Linked DNA regions of Mus musculus: region 2 is linked to region 1. A link is a loop called in an ENCODE intact Hi-C map of the cell type or tissue named here. Cell type or tissue: heart. All regions are shown on one strand. Each heading gives the region's core, and the rest is flanking DNA. Links, peaks and the distances in the headings are about the cores only.

What was found. Peaks named below come from ENCODE experiments on the same cell type or tissue, not always from the same donor. Only the 100,000 strongest peaks of a DNase experiment are listed, where the experiment ranks them.
Region 2: it touches region 1 in a loop (2.6-fold over the local background); 2 of 42 quality-filtered maps call a loop at or near these places.

Annotation. Positions count from the first base shown.
Region 1 is chr1:78,845,448-78,848,361 of GRCm38, reverse strand. All of the region lies in intron 3 of Gm29536 (predicted gene 29536), which reads left to right. Among named protein-coding and RNA genes, the nearest start is that of Kcne4, 30 kb to the right of the region's middle. In heart, for the core only: a CTCF peak has its summit at 1,695 (motif pointing right); a DNase peak (open chromatin) is centred at 1,681.
Region 2 is chr1:78,535,858-78,538,771 of GRCm38, reverse strand. It overlaps Mogat1 (monoacylglycerol O-acyltransferase 1), which reads right to left. Exons shown (of 7, transcript NM_026713.3): 7 at 599-828. The coding sequence ends at 674. Among named protein-coding and RNA genes, the nearest start is that of Mogat1, 26 kb to the right of the region's middle. In heart, for the core only: a CTCF peak has its summit at 1,780 (motif pointing left); DNase peaks (open chromatin) are centred at 941 and 1,801; H3K4me3 peaks cover 719 bases; H3K27ac peaks cover 472 bases.

The DNA.
Region 1 (2,914 bases), core at 141-2,640:
AAGGGGGGAAAATCTCATTATGGAAGACATAGTGTGTCACAGTGTGTCTGTCACATGGTATATCCTTTGTCCACACATCTTTGTTTGCAAATGTTCATTGCAATGATTCATTGGTCTGTTACATGGCCTCTGGGCTTCTGCTACTCTGCCAATACTGGAACCTCACTGGGACTCCTCTCCCCTTGTTGCCCTGTGTCATAGAGATCCTATAGTTTTGGATTTGTAGAACTGGATCCTTCATGTAATCCAGCAGTTCATGGATTGGGCAGATGTTGGGTCGGACCAATTCAAAGCCCTGGATCTCTGAGCCTAAGAGGTAACTGAGCTGGTCAACCCAATGGTTTTCTTGCTCTCATGTCTTCAGAGCCAGTTCAACAACAAGCCCCACTACCAGGGCCAGCTCTACCTTGCTGCCCAGGAGACATGCAAGGCCCACTCTCCTGAGAGTTGCAGCCAGGGAATGACACGGCAAGTTCTCCTACTCTCATGATTGAGAGCCAGCCATAGATGGTAAGGGACTAGGAAGGGAAGGAGGGTGTCTTCCCTAAGACAAGAGATTTGTATTCTGCCTTTTTAGGTTCAGCTTCCCAGGAAGAAGCTTGTATCAACATTCCTTTCTCCACTCACCAAAACCCCAAACATTGACTGCCTCTCCCATATGCTCCACTGCTACCCACTCCAGTCCCTACATTTGTCTCCCGTATTTCAGCTGTTGACCTTGCTCCATTTCCACTCTACATTGCCAGGCTCAAAGCAGTATCTCATTCTCTTTTTTGACTCTATCACAAATGTAAGTGCTCCATAAAAGTTAGGTCAGTTAATTTAATAATACATTAAAGTATGACTGAAGTAATGTTTGTGTCCACTTAATTATTTAATAATAGAGGCTTTTATTATCAGACTCTGAATCGTAATAAGCAGCAAAACAGCAACCTCTAATCAAACCAAACCACTCATCCATAACATAATCTATTTATACCTAAAAGAAATATGAAGCACAATTAAATAAAATAGGTTAGGGAGATTGCTCTGTGGGTAAAGTGCTTGCCAATCAAGCCTGAAGACCCAAGGCTGGACCATTTGGCACATGTGTAAATGCCTGGAGGGAATGATGACCCATCTATATTCCTACTGCTCTTGGAGGATTGAAGCCAGGATTCCCCAGGACTCAGGACACTAGTTCAATCCATGACTGCCAGGTTCAATGTGGTGTGTAAGATAGAGAACTCTCATGGAAGACATCTGATATCAAAGCTCATCTACATATATATTACACACACACAAAATAAACACTAATACACAGGTGCCTACAGGCTACAATTTGTAATTTGCAATGAAATATCAACAAGTTTAAGGTGTAAAGGACCTTAGAGAACTAATGGAGCGCAAGAGGCGCATCTTTACTGTGGTACTGAGAACACCCCCGTAATGCCTACTGTTCTATGTGTGAACTAAACCACAGTTGAAGAAATTTACCAAATTCTCTAATAACTTGGGTAACATGTGAACAAAAGACTGATTATTATGAAGATGTCATACCTACATATAAAAGTCCAAAGACTCTATAAATGTCAAGAAAATCACTTCTTTCATGTGCAGGATTGTCTCCTGCAAATATTTCAATGTTCTGGCATCATGGCCCCGCCCACTAATTAAATCACAACCCTCCAGCCCTCACAGATTTGAAAGTGCCTCTAGGGGGCAGCATTCTCTCCAGGAGACTTGCTGTAGACCTCTAGACTAACCTCTGATGTAGTTTAAATGACACGTTCTATTTAAGAGAGTTATTCTATTTCTCTGCTAGTAACATGGTAAACTTTTTTTCACATGCTCACCTTTTAATAAATTTAAAAACAATTCTGAGTGAGAGATAAAACTTCTCTTGAAAAAAATCAAAATAATTAAAACTAACCACATGAACAAACGCTAGTGAAACCCAAGCTTCTGACGGCTCTCCCCTGTGGATATTCTCTCTCTCTCTCTCTCTCTCTCTCTCTCTCTCTCTCTCTCTCTCTCTCTCACACACACACACACACACACACACACACACACACACACTGCTGTGCTTTTTGGACAGTTGTGACCCATATGTGTCCACTAGTGGAAGCAAGAGGCTGCCGGGAACAAAGCAGAAAGGAAAGAACAGTGAACAGTGGTAGCCCTGCATCCACTGGCTACATTCTACTCTGAGCCAACCGTCAAGTCATTTTAGGACCCTGTGGAGAAAAAGGAAGACACCAATCTAAGTGACTTCAAATTCATCTTTCAAATCCTCTAACAGCTCTACTTTACATACTTGTTTTGCGTGTCTCTTGATAGAAATCTAACCCTTGCATGTTCCTCAAAAACCATCAGTCTTTGAAATACAATTTAAAGATGAGAGGCTATGTGGCAATCAAGTGCAAGGATCTAGGATTGATGAAAAACAAAGGAGACCTTGGGTTTTGGAGTGAGTGCCTGCAGACTCCAGCTGGAGGACCAGGCTCCTGCTATCACTATGGTAACACATGAAGAGTGATGATGGCACATCCTTTGGGCTCTTCAGAAACAGACCATTTGCAACTAACCAGTGTTAACTGAAGCTTCCAGGAAAAACACACAAACACACACACACATATGAAAAAAGGAAGGAAGAAAAATGGAAGGAAGGAGAGCCTGCACATATGTTAAACATTCTACAATGCTAATTAACTGATTGCATTTTCAATAATTGTAGAAAGCTGGAATGTTACAGGTTAGTAAGCACATATATCCTGGACTACCTTTAGCCATATAAGTAGTCATGAATTACCTACCCCTGTGTTTGACCTAACATCCTGTGAGTGTTAGGTGAATATCTTTGTAATATGCAAACATGCCCCTAACTTGCACCAACTAAAATGATAATATCATCAAATCATTAAATAGCATATAA
Region 2 (2,914 bases), core at 328-2,827, 310 kb after region 1:
TTCTGCACTGATTTAAGAAAAAAAATGCATTGATGTGACCTGAAAGACCTAGGTTACCCAGTATACAACTGACATGATTCGGTGACAAATGTTCTGTTTACGTAAGAGCCCTGTCTCTCCAGCTTTCTGTAAGCCAAGTTACACAGTCTCTAAATATCCAGCTGTGCCAAACAACAGCTGCCCTGCTCAGTGACGATACCACCCTAAGCCACAGAATTGCTCAGTTAGTGTCTAGAGGCGCTTTGAAGTTGGTATTTTGCTTTTGCTCTGAGCGCATGAGTAATTCTAAGACTTTTAGGAACCTGAAGAATGATATAGTCTCCCTAAATTCAGAAGATTTTTAAGTCTTAGTCATCTTCAATCCTGTGCTATAATCATCTAGTGTATTTTTATTTTCCACTGTTATGAACCAACCTTGGAGCCTTACCCATGGTAGGTAAGCATTGTACCACTTGGTCATAACCCCAGACCTCCATTTTCCTGTATTTTTATTTATCACAGTATAAAATAACAGCAGTGGTCTTCACCACTAATTCTTTTCAGCTGCAACTTGATTCTAGAGTCAAAACAAACAAACAAAAAACAAAAACAAAACAAAAACCAGAGAAATTATTTATTTATTTTCTCAACGATGCTTTCTTGCCTTCCTTTCTTATGCCTTGGAGGAAGGAGGTTATTTAAATACCAGAGTTTCGTGCTCCGGAATCCCATATTTCCCTTTGTGTTCATTGAACAGTTTCTTTAGCTCCTCTAGGTATGTCTGATGCAGCTCTTCAATCTGCTCTGAGGTCGGGTTCAGAGTCTGCTGAACAGGGATGGGGCGGCCAACTGTGGAAAACAGAGCACGTGTCATCCCTGAGGACAGCCACCACTCCACCCGCAGCCTGGGTCTCCCGTGGGCAGCTGAGCGCTGGGCTGCCAATCGGCTTCCCTCCAGCCCGCTGGCTCCAGTCCTCTCCTCAGCTCACTGGCTGCCTACCTCAGTCACACCATCCCACTCGACAACAAATAAAGAGTTTCCCTTCTCAGCAGACACTGAGCTGTCATTCTGTGGTTTGACTTCTGAGTCAAATGCGCTGCTGTGCCGACTGCAGCTGTGCGCAGAGTAGGCGTTGCTGCGAGCCACGTCACTCTCATTCTCCCCTGGGCACAGCTGACAAGCAAGACCACAGGGTTCTTATTGTGACTGACTGTGAAATGTTCAGGTCACGTGACATCCTCTATTATGACTTTTTAAAAAATATCTTTCAGAACAATTGAAAATGTCACTTACTTACAGCGAAGTCTCTGTGCGAGAAAGTCATCTAGTCACAAAACTGAAAGCAACCACAGCTCATTAGGAAAACAGTTACATAGGCTGAGCTACATTCCAGTTATTCACCGGAATCTTAGGCAGCTATCTTTTTTAAAAAAAGAAATAACAAATAACGTGGCACACACAGTGCCTAAAATGTCTAAGAAAAGTTGCAAAATGAAGTGTGATCCCATCTATAAAAAAATAAATTTCTAGGTGCACCAATATTTTCAGTGTACAAGAAAAACCTGGCAAGATCAACATTTTCCTTTGGGGATTGGGTCAGGGGTGGGGAACAGCACATTTATTTTACCTGTATCGTATGAATGTTCCCCCCCCCCAAAAGTATCTGTTTCATCTGTATAATTACAAAAATACCTATTGGTTGTAAATAAATCTGGCGGCTTCTGTACATATTTTAAAAGACGTTTACATAACAATCTCAGAATTTGGAAATTCAGAAATACAAGTCTTTGACGGCCTGTATACACTGCACCCCCTGCTGGCCTGGTGTTGCTATGCGCCCAAGGCCAGGATGAGCCGGGTGGTTAACTTCAAACCTTGAAGCAAACTACTCCTTCTGAAGTCATTCGCTTGGGCATGAGGACTGTGAGCGCCGCTGTAGGGGGGTGGGGGTGGGGGGATGCAGTACGCAAAGGGGAGTCGGGTGGGGGTGGGTTCCTTTGTCTTTCTTCAAGCTACATACAGAGCGAACCTGTGCCAGTAATGGAAGGTGGTTATTTTTTAAAAACCTAAGCAATCGTGAAGGAATAAAGAGGCAGCAAGTGATAAAGACCATGAATATGGGAGTTGAGAGGCACAGAAGGAAGGACTGACACTCCCTAATTGCTGAGTGTTTCACTAGACCGAGCCTCCAAACACTCGAGGGCAGTTTCCTTCGATCTTTACGAAGTCTGATTTATGCACAGTAGACACCAGTCCTTTGACACACATTAGAGAGAACTGGAGGAAACAAGCCAGTGCTGGCACATACCTGTAGTTTCAGCACTCAGGAGGTGAAGGCAGGAAGGCTGGGAGTTCCCGGGCAACCTTGGCTACATAGTGAGCAGGCTGGACCCATCTTAGTTTTCTCTCTGCCCTAAAGTTTCCTGGGCAAGGGATGGGAGAATACAACTTGTTCTATAAAGCTTCCTCGCAGTTGTGACCTTTGAGGAAGGAAATCTGAGAAATCTGTACACAGACGGACCAGTAAACTTGTAGTCTTTTAGAAATAGCTGTAGTTTTTAGTGAGACTACCTCAGGGAGAGAGGTCAACGGGACGGTGAAGTGGGGACTGTGGAGAGAGGCATTGCTGTCTAAGGCAGAGTAAAAACAGCTTACTGTTATAGGAATTGTGACCTCTCAACCTCTCAATTAGGGCTTCTTTCCCTAGGAAGGACACCACAGCTAACTAAGTCCCTTCTTATTAAGTTCCGTTATATTTCAGCAGCTTCTCCCAGGAGCTCAAATCTACCCCTTTCGACTGAAGTAATCATAAGATGTTCTCCTTGTAAGATGAGCATAGCCCTTCCTGCTTTCCTCTGAGATGTTAAAAGTTCCAAATCACAGGAACTTAATATTTAAGCCTAGCATCCCTTCCTCCAGTTCCTAAGCTGTCCC